3 separate regions of the Homo sapiens genome follow, and all the other regions are linked to region 1. A link is a loop called in an ENCODE intact Hi-C map of the cell type or tissue named here. Cell type or tissue: mammary epithelial cell. All regions are shown on one strand. Links, peaks and the distances in the headings refer to the core of each region. The heading gives the core; the rest is flanking DNA. Region 1 has its middle 40 kb from the start of KICS2. Region 2 overlaps SRGAP1 (SLIT-ROBO Rho GTPase activating protein 1). Region 3 overlaps SRGAP1 (SLIT-ROBO Rho GTPase activating protein 1).

Region 1 (6,924 bases), core at 1,216-6,215:
GAGATGAGATCACACTCCTGCACTCCAGCCTGGGTGACAGAGCGAGACTCTGTCTCAAAAGACAAAAAAAAAAAAAGTTATATTTAATTTGAAATACATTGAAATTTGAATAGGTATAATATTACAGTGATTTGGTTAAAGAAATTGTCTAAATGTTCTTTTGTTTGTTGGACAGATATTTTTACACCCTATGATAATAATACCCCATGTTAAAAACTGGGAAGGATTTGCAATTTTACCGTATTTGCTAGCTAACAACTTTCCCTGACATAGTTTCACAGATGTGGACAGAAGACACAAGACAGTTATTCTAGTAATAGCAGGGGCTGGATAACATCATTTTTGCATTTTTGATTTCTTAAGCTTCAGTTCTATCAGGGCCAATGTGGATGGGCCCAGATGGATGCCTGCTCACATGCATGTGAGAATTCTGATCTTTGGAAACCCAATTTTTTTTTTTTTTGAGACAGAGTCTCACTCTGTCGCCCAGGCTGGAGTGCAGTGGCGTGATCTCGGCTCACTGCAAGCTCCGCCTCCCGGGTTCATGCCATTCTCCTGCCTCAGCCTCACGAGTAGCTGGGACTACAGGTGCCTGCCACCATGCTCGGCTAATTTTTTTGTATTTTTAGTAGAGACGGGGTTTCACCGTGTTAGCCAGGATGGTCTTGATATCCTGACCTCGTGATCCGCCCGCCTCGGCCTCCCAAAGTGCTAGAATTACAGGTGTGAGCCACCGTGCCCGTCCCCCAATCTTTTATAATGGTTTGTAAGCATGCCTTCCCTTTGCTCCAGAGGGAGACATTCCTATTCCAGCCAGTAAGTGTGTTGGTTTCCTAGAGCTCCCATAACAAAATACCAAAAATTGGATGGTTTAAAGCAACAGAAATGTATTGTCTCTCAGTTCTGCAGGCTAGAAGTCTGACATGGTGATGGCAGAGCCATCTTCCCACTGAAACCTGTAGAGATAGTGCAGAACTAAGGGCAGTTGATGCCTTACTCTCAAGACCTGCAGAACATGAAAAAACCCATGGAAAATGGTCTCCTAATACGCTATGGTAAACGTATGGGTGAGAGGTAAGTTTATTTTTTGGTAAGAGAAAGGCAGTTATTAAAGGAGAAGGTAGAAAAAGCTTAGTTTACTAAAAGCACTTTCACAGGTTCTTAGGAGAGAGTTCATATGGAAGTTGAGGAATCTGAAATTGATTTCCTAAAAATTGATTTTCTTAAAATGATCTCTATTCTCATATCTTTTGAATAATATTTCCATATCTCAGTAGAATCCCAGCTTGAAGGGACATGAGGTACATCTGAACTGCTGTTCTCTGGGAATCACCACATACAGTACAGCTTTGAGATATTGATGCCATAATGCCCCCTTCTATTTTCCTGAACTTTCCAAGAAGTTTTTGCTAAAAGTTGTGGATGGGCTGAGCAATGTGATCAAAGAATTAAAAGAGGGTTTTCTGCCTTCTTTTAGGGGAGGGCAGCAGTAGCAGGAGGAAGGTTGAGTCCAGGAATTGCCAAAGGTGGTATGCCACAGAGCCCCTGTCAGCCTGTGTACAGGGAATGTGGTCAGGAGGCAGATGAGTGGCGGAGGCAGCAGACAACTGGATTGGAGTCCTGATTTCCAGAAATAGTAAGCAGAGGAATTTGTCAAGAGCCTGGAATTCCTGTAATTAAGCAGAATGGGGAGTTGACATTTTCCTAATGGATATTAGCAAATAAATGTGACCTCATTTTAAGCTCCCATTGGCCAAGGCCTGGACATTCCAGTTAAAGTTTTTGACCAAATTATATACGGCTAAGTTGATGTGGAATCATTCAGTTCCACAGTAAACCATTTATACAGACAAAGTGACTTATTTGCATATTTTTTCCTACTATGTTTTTTAATAACAAGGCCAGTTTTTGTGAATGTAACTATCTAGTCTAGCAAGTATAGTTGTCCTTGGAAAGCTTGAGAAAGTGCTTCTTATAGTATTTATTAAATGTCATTTTTAGTTTGAAAACCAACACAGATCTCCAGGAGCAATAATGTTTTATGTTATTAAAGTTGAGCCCCTATAGTCTTGCTTGATTTTAAAAGGATGGATGAATGACATTGAGGAGAGGAAGATAAGTTTTTTGTCTCTGTCCTCAGGGAATTAACTTCCAAGGAAGGGGGACCACCAGCACCTGAAGAGATATCTAGCTTTAAAAAAAAATCGTATAGATTTATCAAACTTTACAGGTGGGAATTGTAACAATATTGAAAAAATGTCAACTACTTAACAGCTGGTAAGAAAATTCTTAGGGAAAGTATTAAATGTTTAGAGAAAATACTTTGAGGAGATACTTGGAGTAGGATTGGCCTTATTACCTGCAAGGCTTTCATTTTTCCTTCCCTGGAGAAAGAATATGGTTCAGGGGGAAGAGATGGCTGGGTGTGATAGAGAGAGGAGCCAAGAGGCTCAACTCAGCCTAGTAGAATTAAATAGACCCTTAGATGCACTACAGCAAAGCAGGTGGAGAATGCATAGGGGGAGGTCTCTCAGGGTGTCAGTTGTGAGGTTACAATGTAAACCTCTCCTCTCTCCTCTTTGAAACCTTCAATAACTCCTTGAGCGAATTTTTTTTTTTTGAGGGGTCCTGACCGCAAAGGAGGGAGGAGGGACAATTGACATCTAAGGGCACTATATTCTTTCTTCCTCCTTCTGTTCCTTAAGTTATAGGAGGAAAGGATTAGCAACCTCTCCTTTCATTAATCAACAAAAAAGTCTTTAATTGTATTACGTGCTGCGGGCTTGCTGATGCATAAGATGGTGGTTGTGACTTACGTTTATCACCCATATGTATTGATTTTATAGGAAGGTGATATTGGACGGAAAGGCCAAACATGATCAGTCTTCTAAATTTTAATGTGAACGTGAGTGAAAGATAAGGTGCTTTGCTGGATTAAAAAGCAAAAAGGAAAAGAAGGGAAAAGCATATGAATGAGGAGAATTAAGTGCAACTCTCTTTTCCTTTTAGCTCTTAGTTTGTGCCAGTATGATGAGGTGGAAGGTAGATGTGGGGTTAGACAGTTCATAAAGAGGAAAGGAAGAAAAGTAATAAAAACAAAAAACCAGGGAAGGAGGAAGTGAACACAAGAAGAGTGAAGAGAGGCCAGGCATGGCTCATGCCTGTAATCCCAGCACTTTGGAAGGCTGAGGGTGGCAGATCACTTCAGCCCAGGAGTTTGAGACCAGTCTGGACAACACGGTGAGACCCCATCTCTACAAAAAATACAAGAAAAAAAATTTTGCTGGGTGTGGTGGCATGTGCCTGTAAGTTCCAGCTAGTCAGGAGGCTGAGGTGGGAGGATCACCTAAGCCTGGTAGATGGAGGCTGCTATGAGCCAAGATCATGCCACTCCAGCCTGAGTGACAGAGTGAGTACTGTCACACACACACGAAAGAATAGTGAAAAGAGTTACTATGGCATTCGGAAATAAAGAATCTTTGCTGTTCTGGTCAGTGCCATGGGCTTATGAAGTAAGTGTACAAGACCCTTTCATTGTAGTTCAATAAGAGCAACAAAGTCCTCACTTGGGGAACCTGGTCCTTGCTTCCTGCCTCCATGGGGTATGTGAGAACCCATTCAATTCTAACTCTCAGCTATTCAGCCAGAATCCCCGGCACTATGTTTATTAAGCTTACCAGGATAACCACTTTCTACACACAGCCTAGCAAAGAGAATTACTTTTAACGAAACAACAACAACAATAACAATTTTCAATGCTGTTATATCCCTATTCCATTCTGTGGGCACAAACCTCTGCTTATTCATAATCACTTCATATACAACACATTAAAAGCATCTTTTGTCTTAATTATGTGGGGCTAACATTTAGGGAGCATTCACCATAAACTCTGTTAGTCAGTGCTGAAGCTTCCTAGTAACATTGTTGACATTTGGTCTTGCCTTACTTTTTTTTTGGAGCTGGTAGGTTTCTGTTAAAAAAAACTTTTTTTTTTTGACCTCTTGGGGACTGAACTGTCTAGAGAGGCTCTGGATAAAAAAAGCAGCCTAATTGCAAAATCTTTCCTTTGGCAGTGAAAAGATTGGGAATGAGAGTCAGTGAGCACCAGCCAGTAGATGGCAACACTAAAGCAAGACACAGCTTCTTGGCTGTGGCTTCTTTTCCATCCTGGGACAACCCGTGCAGCTCAGCTTCTTTGGACAGTGGGAAGTTGAGCAGTATGATGTTTATAAAAATGACAATTTTTACTGTTTAAGGTTGGGGCATTAATGACTGCTCTTGTAGAGACAGGTATTCAGGCAAGAATTGGTTCAAGAAATGAGTCAGAAACTCTTCTGTCATTTCCAGTGAGTTTTAACCAAGACATTCCAAATGCCTTCCTCATCTGGTGACTGTGCAGTGAGCTTCTCCTGACTCAGAACCATCCACGCATGACTGTAACTGCTGCTGCTGCTTTGTTCCTGAGGCATTTTCTGTTTGTTCTGAGACTCATGCTCCCTCCCCAAATTTTCAGACAAGAGGGCTTACCTTGCTTGGAGTGTTTAGAAGGATGAATGGAGAGTATTAACATTTTTGTGAGGGAAAAGGGAGTTTCGTGCTCCTTGAGTTTGTAATGAAAGTACATACCTCTCCCCAAATGTCCATGAACACAAATAAAATTTTCTTTAATAATTTGGGAGGTTCATGGGACTCCCCATGAGTCCATGGGCCCGCAAGATAAAAATCCCTGTTTGGGAAAAGCTCTTGATGAAGTCCAAATAGGCTATTCAGGAGATACAGTAAGTCTTAAAGGTCAGTACTGTCCCAGGCGGATAAATAACTGCTGGATGTTTTCACCCGGATATCCTGTAGGCAACTCAGCACTTTCCTTTGCCAGACTTGCTCCACTTGGCATCCTTAATTCTTTCTTAGTATGACTCTTGTCCCAGTCGCCTTCTCTTCAGACTTTGGAGTCATGTTTGATTCTTCTGTTTTAGTCACTGCTGAATTTTCACAGCACTCTCATATTCGTCCCATTTTCATAGTCAGTTCTTTCTTCACTTTGGGCTATTAGATAAGCCTGGATTAGAAATCTCATCTCCTGCTTGGTCTCTCACCTTCTGTTTCTTTCTATTCCAGGCCTTCCTTCTTACCTTTGCTAGGGAATTCTTTGAAAACCCTGAGCTGGTTGTGTCTCGTTGGCTCTGCCTCTTGCTCCCTCTTTTTAAAAAGTCCTGATTAAGTAGCTCCCCAGAGTCTGCTGGAAGAAGTCCAGTTCTGACAATCAGGTTCAGCCTTTTCTTTTTTCTCTTCCGGCATTTCCTTGCTTTACCTCAGTTTTACGCAAAATGGAATACTTGGCTGGCCATGTATTTTCTTGCCTTTGCTCCGAGTTTTCTTTGTCTGGAATCCTTCTAGACTAGGGGTTCTTCACATTTTTGGTATGATAAAAGATGAGATTTCATTGGCAGCCTGCAAAGCATACACTTTCTCACAATGTTTTTAATGTATAAAATGATACACGAAATTACAAAGAAACCAATTATATTGAAATACAGTTATAAAAATCTTTAAAAATCTGCTATGTTGTATGCATTCTTCTTTATTAATACATTTAATAACATGATATGGCATTGGTCCTAATAATTATCGTGGCAATTTATGGCCTACATCTGTAATGGAAGGAAATGCTAAATTTCAGTTAGACATTAGGGAAAATAAAGATGTATTTTTTTCCTATCCACATTCACAGACCCCAGGCTAAGGATCTTAAATCTAGATTATTGATTCTCCAATAAAGTATGAATCAGAATCACTGGGATGCTAAACAAAGCATGCTAAGCCTCATTTCTGATTCAGCAGGTCAAGGGTAAGACCCTGGCTTTTGTATTTCTAAGTGTTGCTGATGCTGCAGGACCAGGGATTGCAGTTTGAAAACCTCCAATCTGCCAGGCGCAGTGGCACACACCTGTAATCCCAGCACTTTGGGAGGCTGAGGTGGGCAGAACTCCTGAGGTCAGGAGTTCGAGACCAGCCTGCCCAACATGGTGAAACCACTAAAATGCAACTACTAAAAATACAAAAAATTAGCCGGGTGTGGTGGCAGGTGCCTGTAATCCCAGCTACTCGGGAGGCTGAAGCAGGAGAATCATTTGAACCCAGGAGGCAGAGGTTGCAGAGCCGAGATCACACCACTGCACTCCAGCCTGGGTGACAAGAGCAAGACTCCATCTCAAAAAAAAAAAAAAAAAAAAAAAAAAAGAGAAAGAAAACCTCTGATCTAGGATAGATCATCACCTCTTGCCATCTTTACCTGCCAAAACCCTATGCCTCCTAAAAGACCCAGGGAAAGGCCACCTTTTGTATTAAGTTTTCCCCTATATCCCCTATTGGAAGTAATTTCTTCTCCTTCAAGGACCCTGTCCCAATTGTTCATCCCACTCTCATGGCATTTAACTTTCTGCCTTGTTCGCTGGAGTAAGATGTGTCTATTCTCGACTTGGACTTGAGCCTTCTAAACTATTTGTACTACTGGAAATGCTATGATATTTCAGACCTCCATGAAGGAATAAATGTCTTCTCTCACTCATTAGACTGTGAGCTTTTCTAGGGTATGAAACATGTCTTACAATTTGTGGGAGAGAAGAGGGACTAAGGAAGGGAAGAAGGAAAATTTCAATAGAGAACTCCTCATTAGGGAAATTTATCTAGAAGCACAGAAATTAGTCATGAAAGAGAACACCTCATTTATTCACATAATACCCTTCCTGGGTGCTACGGGCTGAAATGTCCTTTATCCAGATTAAAAAACAACAAAGTAGGTTACACAGTGGACCTTCCAGCAAGTTTTCAAAAGATTTCCATTGGCCCATGGTCATCGCACAGTATATGGCCTCATCCAGGTCCCTGGTAAGAATGTTTTATGGGTCAGAGCCCTGGGAGTG
Region 2 (6,924 bases), core at 1,051-6,050, 200 kb after region 1:
AAAATAACTAATAATAACTCAGTGTTTACTATTCTGTGCCCTAATGAAGTAGGTTTTAGTATTATCTTCCATTTTACAAAGAATAATTGAAGTTTAAGGAGTATAAATACTTTATCTAAGGATTTTAGCCAGTAACTGGTACCCCTGGAGACTTTTGACCCTGATCTGTCAGTCTGACTAATCAAACACTTCCCATCCTTGTTTTTTTTTTCTTTCTTTTTTTTGTTTTTGTTTTTGTTTTTGTTTTGAGACGGAGTCTTGCTCTGTCTCCCAGGCTGGAGTGCAGTGGCGCGATCTCGGCTCACTGCAAGCTCCGCCTCCCGGGTCCACGCCATTCTCCTGTCTCAGCCTCGAGTAGCTGGGAATACAGGCGCCTGCCACCATGCCTGGCTAATTTTTTATATTTTTAGTAGAGACGGGGTTTCACTGTGTTAGCCAGGACTGTCTCGATCTCCTGACCTCGTGATCCGCCCACCTCGGCCTCCCAAAGTGCTGGGATTACAGGCGTGAGCCACCGCGCCCGGCCAAACACTTCCCATCCTTCTATCCATCAAACCTTTTTTCAGGCACCTATACTGTGCCAGGCTTGCATACCGGCAAAGAAGAAACAATAACTAATGAAACAAGATCTCTGCCCTCAATAAGGTCAGGCTTCAGATACTGCTGTTTCTGGGGAGTCCTGGGGGAAAACAGGGAAGAATTTCTCAAGTGTCCTTGCTTGGTCTCTCCACCTCTAGATTGCAGGATTTTATTATAACTTCACAGACGTGTGCTGAACACCAGAGTTGAACACATTATTACAGGCTTTTAACTACTATGAACAGCATCTGGTTTTTAGTCAATCAAAGTAAGTGTTTTCCAATACAGTATTATAATCAGCATGTTTGCCAAACTTTGTCTTTCAAAAACGCAGAGCTCTTTTTGTTTCATGAAGAAAAAGAATATATCAAGGGTGGAGTGTTTCCCATTCAGGGATCCCAGTAAGTCTTTTAAGATGAAGTAATTTTAGAACATCTTGCTGCACTAAGAGAAAGTAAATCAAACATCTTAAGCTGTCAACTAGTTTTCTGGGGTTTTTTTTGTTTGTTTTTGTTTTTGTTTTTAGCTGCCTTAGTGCCAAGTAAGAAATAAAAGATAAAAGTACAAATCTCAAATCTAATCAGAAATACACAAAAATTATACAGGCTTTTTTCTTGGGTCTCATTTTTAAATATTTTCTTGCTTACTTCCATCAGGATTTAAGATCAAGAACTAGGGAATCATGAGAATGATGGATTTAACAATTAAATCCTCATCCTTGTTTTACAAAAATTAACTGTTATTTTGTGTCATCTGTAATTTTCCAATCAAAATAAGGCACTCAGCATTCTCCATAACAGGAAACATGTAAGGAACAGAATCCAGAGCATCACTGTGCGAAAATCAACTCCAAAACATGGAGGATAATCCATTCAACTACCTCTTCCATTTAGAAAAGTTTAGGACAAATAAGGAAAGGATCATAAGAAAGATCATTTTTAAAAAATCAACAGAAAACTACTACCATAAGAAACATCTCCTTAGAGGCCAGGTGCGGTGGTTCACGCCTGTAATCCCAGCATTTTGGGAGGCTGAGGTGGGTGGATCTCTTGAGGTCAGGAGTTCGAGACCAGCCAGGCCAACATTGTGAAACCCTGTCTCTACTAAAAATACAAAAATTAGCCGGGAGTGGTGGCATGCGCCTATAATCCCAGCTACTCGGGAGTCTGAGTCCCGAGAATTGCTTGAACCCAGCAGATGCAGGTTGCAGTGAGCAGAGATTGCACCACTGCACTCTAGCCTGGGCAACACAGCGAGACTCCATCTCAAAAAAAAAAAAAAAGAAACATCTCGTTAGGAAGAGAAAATCTTTGGATTCCTTATACTGCCCCAGCATCATAAGGCTGCACAGTACAGTGGTTACCTCCCTGCACAAATGGCATGGCTATCCTAATATGACTTCACTAGATTTGTGCTCACCTTAATCAGCACCAAAGAATTTAAAGAATTTTAAGAATTTACCTTAAAGAGTAAAATAAATGATTGGTCGCATAAATTTGTGTCTGCTGCTCGGAACAGATCAAAGGGCCATGCAGACTGGCTCATGGATGTAATCCCAACACTTTGGGAGGCCAAGGCAGGTAGATCGCTTGAGCTCAAATGTTTGAAATCAGCCTGGGCAAGATAGGGAGACCCTATCTCCACACAAAAAATTAGAAATTAGCTGGTTGTGGTGGTGCATGCCTGCAATCCCAACTACCCAGGAGGCTGAGGTGCAAGGATCGCTTGAGCCCTAGAGCTTGAGGCAATAGTGGAGTTGTGATCACGCCACTGGCACTCCAGCCCGGACAACAGAGTGACACCCTGTCTCAAACAAAAAAGAACAAATCAAGGAAGCCCATGGTGCACTCGGCCCCACACTGCATGAATCCTGCCATGGGGCCGCAGGCGGCTGCAGCTAGAGGCACCACTGTCATCATGGGAACTACAGAACATTAAAGCTGGAAGTGGTGAAAGCGTAAGTGCAAGGGGTGAGTTTGAGAAAAACTGTGAGCCTTATTTCTGCATAAGACATTGCAGCTTCCTTCCTACCCCTAGATTCTCTGACAGTCTATTAAGGCTCCCACCCCTTTTTAGAGGCGTTTTTAGGTTAGTATTGACCTGAATCATTTTTTTTAGACTCAAGGTTCATTTTAGTTTAGGTGAACAAGCAATTATTGAGTTTCCATTTTGTGTTAGGCAGTGTCCTAGGCACTGGAGATACAAAGGTTTGTAAGACACAGGTCCTTCTTGTTAGGAAGACAAATCCTAAACCAATCATTTACACTCTGTTCACTGCCATAACAATGAAGTGCAACAGGAAGCTATGGAAAGAGGAGCAGAAACTGACTCAGACTGGAAGAGTGTGGAAAACATAATGCATTGAAGGGTAAGTAGGTTACAAGATACACGGCAGTAACCACCAAGAAAGTGAAAAGACAACCCATAGATGGGAGAAAATATTCACAAATCATATGTCTGATAAGGAACTTGTATACAGAATACACAAAGAACTCTTACAACTCAACAATAAAAACAAAATCTCAATTTTAAAAATGGACAGGCTGGGTGCGGTGGCTCACGCCTGTAATCCCAGCACTTTGGGAGGCCGAGGCAGGTGGATTATGAGGTCAAGAGATCGAGACCATCCTGGACAACATGGTGAAACCCCATCTCTACTAAAAATACAAAAATTAGCTGGGCGTGGTGGTGTGCACCTGTAGTCCCAGCTACTCGGGAGGCTGAGGGAGGAGAATTGCTTGAACCTGGCAGGCAGAGGTTGCAGTAAGCCAAGATCGTGCCACTGCACTCCAGCCTGGTGATAGAGACTCCATCTCAAAAAAAAAAAAAAAAAAAAAAAAGGTCAAAGGGTCTCAACAGACATTTCTCCCAAGATGATATACAAATGGCAAATGGCCAGTAGCATATGAAAAGTTGCTCAATATCATTAGCTTTCAGGGAGATGCAAATCAAAAGCACAATGGGGTGCCACTTCACACTCACTAGAATGGCTATAATCAAAAAGATTTAAAAAAAGTGTTGGAAGACAATGTGGAGAAACTGGAACTCACACATTGCTGGTGGAAATGTAAAATGATGCAGTCCTTTTGGAAAACAGTCTGGCAGTTCTTCAAAAGATTACACTTAGAGTTACCATATGACTCAGCCATTCTGCTCCTAGGTATACATTCCAGAGAAATGAAAATCTATTTCCATACAAAAACTTGCACGTGAATGTGTGCAATAGCAGCATTGCTCATAATAGCTGAAAGGTGAAAACAGCTCAAATGTGTATCAACTAATAAAGAGATAAAATGTGATATAGCCACACAACACAATACTGTTTAGCCATAAAAAGGAATGAAGTACTTATTTACAACATGGATGAACCTTGAAAACATAACTTTAGTGAGTGAAACCACTCACAAAAAACCACAGTCTATAATTTCATTCCTATGAAAGGTCCAGAATAGACTAATCTATAGAGACAGAAAGTAGATTAGGGGTTGCCTAGAGTTGGGAGGGTTGGGGAAAAATGGCTGCTAAGGGGTGCGAAGTTTCTTTATAGGGTAATAAAAATGATGAAAAATTGATTGTGGCTCTGGTCGCAAAACCTGGCATATGCCAAAAGCCACTGAATTGCATTTTTGAAATGATAAATCATGTGATATGTGAAATACATCACAGCTGTTATATACATTGAAAGATAGCTATATCACAATTCCATGAAATGTTGGTTGTTGATACCTTTCTGATAATGATGATAGCAGTAATAGCAACAAACTCCTATTTCCACACCCAGTACTTTTTGGTACTTTTTGTCAAATGTCCAACATGGGGACAAGCACTTTAAAAGGATTTCATGAGCCCAAAGGCACTTAATGGCATAGAAAAGATTTACCTAATAGAATATTAGGAAAGACTTTTCACCATGAATGCCCCAAAACTGCATAAAACAGCACAACCACTTTTAGGCGGAAAAATGTGATCTCTGAGGAGGCTGTAAGCAGTCATTATTTAAATCTAGGTCAAGACCTACTAAATAATCATAATGGCAGTTTTAATGGAGGCTAAAATTTACTGTTTTTTTTTAAATGACTATTATTTCATTTCTGTTCTACCAGAGCATCACTACGGAATGAATCAATACCAATAATCCAACAAGAACAATGCACAAAATGAGTGTGCTTTTCAAACTGCTGCAATTAATTTGTTAAAAAAAAAGAAAAAATGGTTCCTCTCAGCTATAAAAATCTGCTAATACTTGCCAAATAAAATGGAATTGCCTAGAAACAGACGAAATGAAGGAATGTCTTGCTATTGCTCTCAGAAAGGGAAGCCCTAACTCTTAAAATAAATTTGTGTGAAGCCACAAACTGATACATATTTCACGGAAAGATTGATCCACACTGGGCTGTTTCTCTAATATATTACTGAATGACTACGACCAGGACATAAAATTGATACGCTGGTGTGATACTCATGATCATCTAGCAAATAATATAATAACATTTCTAAAGTATCACAAATCATCTCTGTTATTTCACATTCTCATTTGGTCAGAATTTCCTTATGATACCAAAGGGGTCTACATTCTCTTAAGATGTATTATTACCTCTATCCAAAGGACAGAAGGGATTTTCCTAAATGACAGGGGAGAGCCACTGAAATGTCTTTCAGAGCAACGCAATGAGATGCCAACGGGCTCTATTGATTATTCCCATGCTCACAGCTCATGTGAATATTTATACAACCTGGTGACTGTTGATTAACTAAACACCAGGTGCAAATTTTGCATAATAAGCTTTTTTAGGCTAAAAATTTGGAGCAGGCAAAAATTCCATAAAAGTGAGCTTTTTTTTTTTTAAGTGAATCAACTGAATAAACAAAGGCAATTTCTCCACTTCACTAGAAATCTGAACCCAAGATTTATGCTTCTCTTATACTCTGCACATAAATTAGGAAGCGTCAGGATGTACGCTACTTAATTCAATTTACCAAATTGAATTCTGGATGGGTAGGAGATCTAGTCACAGACTAGGTCAGAAAGGACCCAGACTAGGTTAGGATGGACCCAGATTGGAGTTACAGTGTCACCTAATACAAGTCATGTGACATGTGGCAAGTCTCTCAACCTCTCGGAATTTCATTTTATAAAACAATACTTCCCACCTCACAAGGCTGTGCTGAGAATTAAATGAGATGATATAAGTGAAAAGCATGCTGCAATCTGTAAACCACTATGAAACAGATGGACATGTTATTATTACTAGCACCAGCGAGCTTTCATTAAAAAATATTTATTGAATATTTTCTTGTGCCAGGCTCCTTATTCGTGGACATAAATAATAGACTGAAAGTCATGAGTCCCATTCTCAGTGAGGAAGCAGAGGCAACACAGACAGATAATGAGAGGGGGCGACTTTCACAGCCTCAAGGTAAGAATGTCAAGATGCAGTGAGAGTCTGGGGCGGACATATCCATGGCTGGGCAAGAAGGCAAGGGCACAAAGAGGTGACCCTGAGATTGACTTACCAGGAGTCTGGCTGAAGGAAGTAGGAGAGAAGGAGAGTTATAACAAGTACTTCTCAATTGCCGAAATTGAATTCTGGATGGGTAGGAGGTCTAGTCACAGACTAGGTTGGAAAGGACCCCATGTGGCATGCTAAGGAGTCAGATTTTATTTCACAGGTCAGCTTTGCAAATTGGCTTGATGATAAAAACCACCTGGCGTCCTTACTAAAAATACCTGTGTTTAGGCTGGATATTTGGATCTTGTTGGTCTAGCAGGACCTCAATGGAGGATGCTTAGAAGCATCAGTGGGCAAAAATTGAACAATTTTAAACAAGGAAGATTTATAATCAGACTTACGTTTCAGAAGAGAATACAAATGAATAATAAATGCAATGCTAAGCATCCGACACCTTATGAAATAGAGTTTTCTTTGTAAGTTGTATGGTTTCCCCATTTGAATGAGGAATCACAGGGCAAAACAAATTAATAAAAACAACAAAAACCCTCACAAGAATGAATGGTATCCATATTTTCCCCTAAGCCTCTTATTATTATAATTATTTATGAATCACTCATTTCTGTCTTCTGGTGTGGAACTAATGATGATTTCCATTTAATCTGTTATCAAGGAGTAGAAGCTGATTTGTAGCTACATTGTGGAGAAATCTTAAGCACTGTGCTGCCCAGTATGTAGCTGCAAGTGTCACTGAGTACTTGCAAGGTGGCTAGGCTGAAGAGAAGTGTGCTGTGAGTGTAAAACACGCACAAAATTCTGAAATCTTATGAGAAAAAAAAGAACGTAAAATGTCTCAATCATCTGTATATTAATTCATGTTACAATCATAAAATTT
Region 3 (6,924 bases), core at 1,085-6,084, 190 kb after region 1:
ACAAGATGAATTATATTGTACATGTATTTATGTAAACCAAGGAAGGATAAAAAATATTAATGATTTTAAAACAATCTTTGGGGAAATGACAGACTTCAAGGTAATTTAAAACCCATAGAGATAACCTAACATATTCAAATGCCACCATTTGATGGTATACCTCCAAACTACATACTTCTATTAACGTTCTTAAAATTGGTAAATAACACCTTGTGATTAGGTGCTTAAATAAAGTGATTATTGCAAGCTGGCTGGATAGCCTGTCCTGCAACTGTGACAGATGACATTAATTACATTTTTATGCGTAGCATATGAACTGCACATTTTCTGGCTGCAGAACCAAACCAGATGCAGAGTACTCTGTTTCAGCATGAGTAATGGAAAGAAGGAAGCAAAAGCTCATGACTGCAGAAGGCAGAGCTGGAGAACAGGGCAAGAGGCACATCAGCCCTGGTTCTTTGGGAAACAAGTGAGGGTTGAGAATGAAACAAGCCCTTGTGTAGCAGGAGCCTCCAAATTCTGACCTTCTCTTAAAATAGCTAAGCAGAACTTAAGAGGTTAAAAGCAGAGTACTCTCCTATCTGTGTTTACATTGTCTACATCTAGTAGAAGGTCTGGAATTAAATAACTCTTTTGTTGAATGAAGAAATCAATTCAGCCTCAAAGGTAAGGCGCTCCATGTGAAATGGCTGTGGGGGATTTGAGAGGCATGGAGTCTCGGCCAGCTTGTGCATTCACTTGGATACTCCCTGATTTCCCACTAAATGTTCAAAGGTGAGGACAAAACTCTTAATTTAGCCACAAACAATGCTGTTGTGAGGGCACTTATCACTGTTTGCTTACAAATATTGTTTGGAACTTCATAATAAGTAGTAAATAAAACTGATTCTCTGGAAGGGTTTTTCACATCATTATGATACTCTCCTTAGAATGAGGACACATTTGGTATAATATTTGGTATAATCTCACATTACATAATTATTGTAGGTATATAGAATAAGTGCTTATAATAGAGATAATAATAAAGATATTAGATAAAAGTTACCAGGACTTATTAAGTCCAGACACTAGGCTAAGTGGTTTTCCATATATAACTCATGAATCCTCTAAACGACTATCTGGAGTAGATTACTATATCCACTTTATAGCTGCAGAAACTGAGGCGTATTTACAAATATTCCCAAGTCCACACAGCTCCCAACAGTGGTAAAGCCAGGATTCATACCCAGAATATCTGATTTCAGAACCTAAAAGCTGAATCACTATTATTTTGACCAATAGGCTTCATTTAGAATTTTAAAGGCATAAATCTAAAATAATCAGTATTTGAATAGTTGAATATTGTTATTTTTAAAATGCTTCACTTTTTTTTTTTTTTAACCTGTTGAAAACTTTTGAGTTTAGGCAACTATGTCTATAACTGGTTCTGATGTAATTAAGATTTAAGTCTTGAAGCTGTTCCCTATAGCTCTGCATGGAATTATTTCTACAAGTGTCTTCTTGATTATTATATCCATTTAGACAGAAAAAAATTCCTGAAATTACCTGCTCCAAACTCCTTATCAGACAGAATAATTTGGGTAAATGATTTTTTGTCATTGACTAAACTGTATAAGATATGGCTGTTTAAGAGGCCAAAACTATCAGGCACACAGCATTTATTTGGATCTCCATACAGACATGGGGACATTATTGAAACATGCGGAAGTCTCAAAATCTTCTCCCCAAGGAAAACAAGCATTATGCTCACTAATGACTCCACAGCAGTTCTAAAGGCTGCTTCAGATTCACACTAATAATTTCTTTCCATTTTGATAGAAAATAGGCTTCTGACCTAGAACCATAACAATGGAAGAAGAGCTAGAAAAGAGGAAGATCGGTGATTAAAACCCATTTATGCCTAGTGTTCCACTATTGGAATGCTAAGCATGTGGGAGTAATTTGTATCTTGCTGGTCAAGGTAATTGCCAAGTTCTAATTGTAAAAATTAAAAAAATTGCAACCTCAGGCATAAATGGGTACAAAAAAAAAAGGCAGGAAAGACTTTCTAATCTAAAGGGACCTGGAATTCTTTGGACTTGGTAGATATAGATTCTGGCTTCCTATTCTTTCAGATGACAAATGTGTCCTAGGGGTTGATCTTACTCCTCCGTAAACTCTGATTTCTCCCTGTGTCCTTTGCCTCTCTTGTTCTTTCCTCTTCCAGCAATAACACAGATGGGAAGGTAAGGTCTGTAGTCTGCTGTGTTTGCTCGAGGAAGGCAGAACTTCACACCTGTAATTGTAATGACTTGTTACCCTTCCAGGTGGTCAGCAATGGTTAGGAATGAGAAAGCTGATCAGGAAGCATAGAGCATTCCCCCTACTAAATGCCAAAGTAACCAGGAATCCACTGTAAATAGGCAGTTTCCAAGGATGAAATTCTTTGAGAACCAGAAAATCTGGATAAGAAGAGAACTCCTGGTAGCAAGCAAGAAGACATATCTGTTTTTGTCTGTCTCTCTGTCTCTCTCTCTGCACGTGTGTGTGTGTGTGTGTGTGTGTGTGTGTGTGTGTGTGTGTGTGTGTGTGTGTGTATTTACTGTGCATTCTCCAGGCCATTCCTCAAGAGCCAGCAACTCATTCCTCCAACTACTGGGAATACCGGCTGCTAGCTGTTGAAACTCAGAGCTGATCCCTCTCTGGGAATTACCCTCCACCAAAGGGAGCTGCCTCACTCCAAGATTACTTAATCCCTCCCCAAAACAAAGGCCAAGTCTCCTTGCCTGGATATGAGATCACTCCAAATGCCATGCCAGCCCCAGAGCACTCACAGGTGCAGCCTCTCCTTCTGCCCAATTTTGCCTTTCTTGCTTCCTCAAGAATGGAGAGCCTGCTCTTGAATCTCTGGAATGATCTCCCAAGATCACAAAGCAAGTATGCAGAAGGGCTGGGATTTAAATCCAAATCTGTTTGACTCTTAGCCCTAGGTTTCTATCAACTTTATCAAGCCCTTGACTCTGACTTACAAAATACACATCCTCACATTTTAGCAAGACGTACAAAGTCCCTTCTTACATGACCATCCTTTCTAGCTTCACATCCCATCACCCACTCCCATACGATCCCTGGTCCAATCATATCAAACTCTTTCCTTTCCCTGAACATGCTCATGCTCTCCTTTCCTGGAATAGCTCATTGTCCTTCTGTTAGATGAATGCCTCCTTCTCCTACAAGTCTCACTTCAAGTGTTCCCCTTTCTGAGAACAATTTCCTCATCCCCTAGGTAGAGTTAAGATCTCCAGCCTTCCAGTTCCATTTAGCGTAGTAACTGTTAATTACTGTAATGAGCTCCTTGCAGGCAGGGACATGTCTTTTAGCTCTGCTCCCCTAGCCAGGCATTTTAAAGATGCTTTGTTGAATGGATAAATAAATGAACTCAGTAGAGTTACTGGTCCTAGAGGCCCTGTCTGAATAAGAAGCATTATATAGTGCCATACAAATTTGGATAAATTGTGACCTCCTTGAGCACCAGGAATAGATTTTCTTCATCTTTGTAGCCTTTTCAGCACCTGTCATCGTAGTCTCCTGCCCATAGGAGATGCTCAGAAAAACCTGCTGAACCAAACGAGATCTCTGCATAAAGAGCTCATATACAAGAAAATTATTGCACTTTCACAGCTCTGTCTAAATTATTTTTTTAAAACTCTACTATTTAAGACGCATAGGATATTTCTTTATCTCTTCTTAAATTGTATGCTCCTTAGTTTCAATTTTTAAAGTTTCTCCTTTGTTTGAAATTTGTTTTTCTATTTAATGGAGCATAAGGTGACTTAGAGCTTGCTAAATTCCCTTTCTAGGTCAGAAATCAAATCTAATGTGGATACATCAAACATGACTAAGAAATTTTCCAGCTGGCCTGCTTAACACTATGTCTTTGTTTTAAGGAGCCTCTCTGAAACATAAATATGTCATTAATCTACAGAGAGGTTTTTCTCCCCGCTACTTTCTGAAACTAATAATTACTCACTGAATAGAGGTACAGGTATAGGTACAGGCATCAACATTCCTAATACAAAGCTGAGAGAGTGGGGGAAAACTCTCATCTTGCAAGCATAAAAAATGAACGCTAGTCGTACTGGGCAAGTAGCTGCATTCTCTGCACAGGAAATGGTCCCATTTTATTATTTGTGCTCAGCAAAAATGTCCACACAACAAAAAAATTGCTGAGAGTTGGCTGAGATTAGTAACAACGATTAGAAAACTTCAAAGCCCAGTTATTGTTTTTTAATGGATTTGGGAAGGAGGAAGCTCGCTGGTGTGTAAGGGATGGAATTTTCTGTGCCCTGTGAAATTTTCTTCATGTCGCTCTCTCACAGCCTCTACTGCTGGTCTGGTGAACTAAGAAAGACTGTGCTAACATCTTCTCAAGAGAGTAGCACATGTAATAATCTTGTTCTTCACAAGTTTCTCATCATGTGTGAGCCCCAAACAAAGAATTCAAGGCATTTACCCTCTGGTCTGATTTTTCATGAGTACAGGTAGTCCGTTCCTGGGCAGAGGTACAATTTGCAGGAACATCTTATATCAAAATTTTTGCTCACATTGTGTAGCTCATAGATTCACTGACTTATAACTCTATAAGTATGCCTTATACCTAACTTTTTTATTCTGTATTTTTAAAAGATTAATTCATCTAATTTTTAACTCTTTTTTTTGTTTGTTTGAGTCGGAGTCTCACTCTGTCGCCCAGGCTGGAGTGCAGTGGCACGATCTTGGCTCACTGCAACCTCCGCCTCCTGGGTTCAAGTGATTCTCCTGCCTCAGCCTCCCAAGTAGCTGGGACTACAGGCAAGCGCCACCACGCCCAGCTAATTTCTGTGTTTTTAGTAGAGACAGGGTTTCACTATGTTGGCCAGGATGGTCTCGATCTCTTGGCCTCGTGATCCACCCGCCTCAGCCTCCCAAAGTGCTGGGATTACAGGCATGAGCTACCACGCCCGGCCTAATTTTTAACTCTTTATTCCGTGTCTTTAAAACATCCATTCATCTAATTTTTAACTGTTTATTCTGTGTCTCTAAAGGATTCATTCATTCACCTAATTTTTCAGATACCGTTCTCAGTCCTGGTTATAGACAAGGCAGTTATTGGAAAGCACACTATGGCAGGATTTATGGAGTGTACCTTTTTAAACATCCTGGTAGAATCCTCACTTATCTGCATGAACCGCATAATCACATTGTTCAGATAGATGTCACTCAAGGTTGCATGGTCTTTGCTTTCTCTCCTTACTTGGTTCAGGAGCAAATACCAGCAGTTCACTGGAGACAACAGGTTCTGGTCTTTCCTAAGAAGTGAAGAAACACAGAATTACCACCCATTTCAAAGTTGCCCCAATCAGATGAGTGAAGTCACCAAGGCAAACTAAAGAACCACAACAGATGGATACTGTGCTGTGCATCCTGCTCTGAGCATTTCTCAGACCAGGACACTTATCAGCCAGCAGAACAGGCTTCCAGCCTGTGGATGGCATAGAGCCAGCAATTGTCCAGGTTTGGAAGGAAAAACTTGGACCATGAACACTGGTGAAATCCATATTCCTGACAAGGACCATGGGACCCTAATATACACAGTGCTTAGGCAGGCCCTCAGCTTTAAACGCTCCATTGAAGAAAGCAATTTATGTTTACATAAAAATCTACTGACTACTACTGTCCAGACAGACTGTGGTTTTGCCACGGCATACAAAGTCTGCTTTGAATGTTCAGTATGTTGCTGGAAAAGAAATTTGGCTAGTTATGCATTCCATGGAACATAAATTTGAGGGTTATTTATTAATCCCCTGATACATAACCTCCAGTCTCCCAAAAACTATTCCTGGGAATCAGAACTTTATTGCATTGTCTCAAGGCTCATGAAGAGAACCATGAAGTTTGCTGGCTTATGACTTGTCACATGTCCTGTTGAAACCCATTAAACTGTTTCAGACTCATAACTGCTCCTTGTTTTATTCTATAAAATAAAGCTAAAAGTTAATATAAACAGCAAAAGAAAACTGTTTAAAAATCTTAAAGAATAACTCAACAAAAACAGTGAGCAACTGGGATGATACAGCTTAAGAAAAATTACTTTTTAAAAAATTTTTGCAGCTGGGCGTGGTGGCTCACGCCTATAATCCTAACATTTTGGGAGGCCGAGGCGGGTGGATTGCCTGAGATTGGGAGTTTGAGACAGCCTGGGCAACATGGCGAAACCCCGCCTCTAGTAAAAATACAAAAATCAGCCGGGCATGGTGATGGGCACGTGTAATCCCAGCTACTTGGGAGGCTGAGGCACAAGAATTGCTCAAACCTAGGAGGTCGAGGTTGCAGCGAGCCGAGATTGTGCCACTGCACTCCAGCCTGGGCGACAGGGCGAGACTCTGTCTCAAAAACAAAGAAAAGAAATTTTTTTGTTTGTTTTTTCTTTAAAAAGTAACTGTAAAATGGCAAAATAGCAGAGAATCCTTATGCTAATGCAGGAACAAAAGCACCCTTTAATCAGACATGTTATCCTCCTATTATTTATGATCATGTATGACTCTGAATATTAATTAAGTTAGGAAAGAAATGATGAAGTTGGGCCTCTGCCATTACGTCTCTCAGATTCAGGATTTAATACTGCATTAAGTCAATGCCCTCTCTAGAAGAAAATGAAAGTAGACAATGGAAGCAGGAATGGGCATAGGGAAAGAAGGCCTGATTTAGGCTCCTAGCACTTGGCACCCATGAGGGCAGCCTCCCATTCTTCCCATTGGCACACTGAAGAATTATACCCTCTACCCTGAGATCTCCCTTTTTTCTTAACACCATCAGGCAAAGAGCAGTGGTTCTATAACAGGTAATTGGAGCTTTTCTATTGAGAGTTCCTATCTACCCAGCCCTATATAACAAGGTAAATGTTAC

What was found. Peaks named below come from ENCODE experiments on the same cell type or tissue, not always from the same donor. Only the 100,000 strongest peaks of a DNase experiment are listed, where the experiment ranks them.
Region 2: it touches region 1 in a loop (5-fold over the local background); 3 of 110 quality-filtered maps call a loop at or near these places.
Region 3: a loop joins it to region 1, with 3 times the contacts of the local background. A loop is called at or near these places in 3 of 110 quality-filtered maps.

Annotation. Positions count from the first base shown.
Region 1 is chr12:64,179,072-64,185,995 of GRCh38, reverse strand. No RefSeq gene overlaps it. Among named protein-coding and RNA genes, the nearest start is that of KICS2, 40 kb to the left of the region's middle. RefSeq lists an enhancer at 3,644-4,843. In mammary epithelial cell, for the core only: a CTCF peak has its summit at 4,120 (motif pointing right); a DNase peak (open chromatin) is centred at 4,335; H3K27ac peaks cover 2,690 bases.
Region 2 is chr12:63,975,534-63,982,457 of GRCh38, reverse strand. The region is part of intron 1 of SRGAP1 (SLIT-ROBO Rho GTPase activating protein 1); the gene reads right to left. Among named protein-coding and RNA genes, the nearest start is that of SRGAP1, 130 kb to the right of the region's middle. In mammary epithelial cell, for the core only: no CTCF peak of the experiment used is centred there; a DNase peak (open chromatin) is centred at 3,737; H3K27ac peaks cover 597 bases.
Region 3 is chr12:63,988,313-63,995,236 of GRCh38, reverse strand. SRGAP1 (SLIT-ROBO Rho GTPase activating protein 1) reads right to left here. Exons shown (of 22, transcript NM_020762.4): 3 at 5,165-5,327. Among named protein-coding and RNA genes, the nearest start is that of SRGAP1, 150 kb to the right of the region's middle. In mammary epithelial cell, for the core only: no CTCF peak of the experiment used is centred there; DNase peaks (open chromatin) are centred at 2,716 and 3,976; H3K27ac peaks cover 2,346 bases.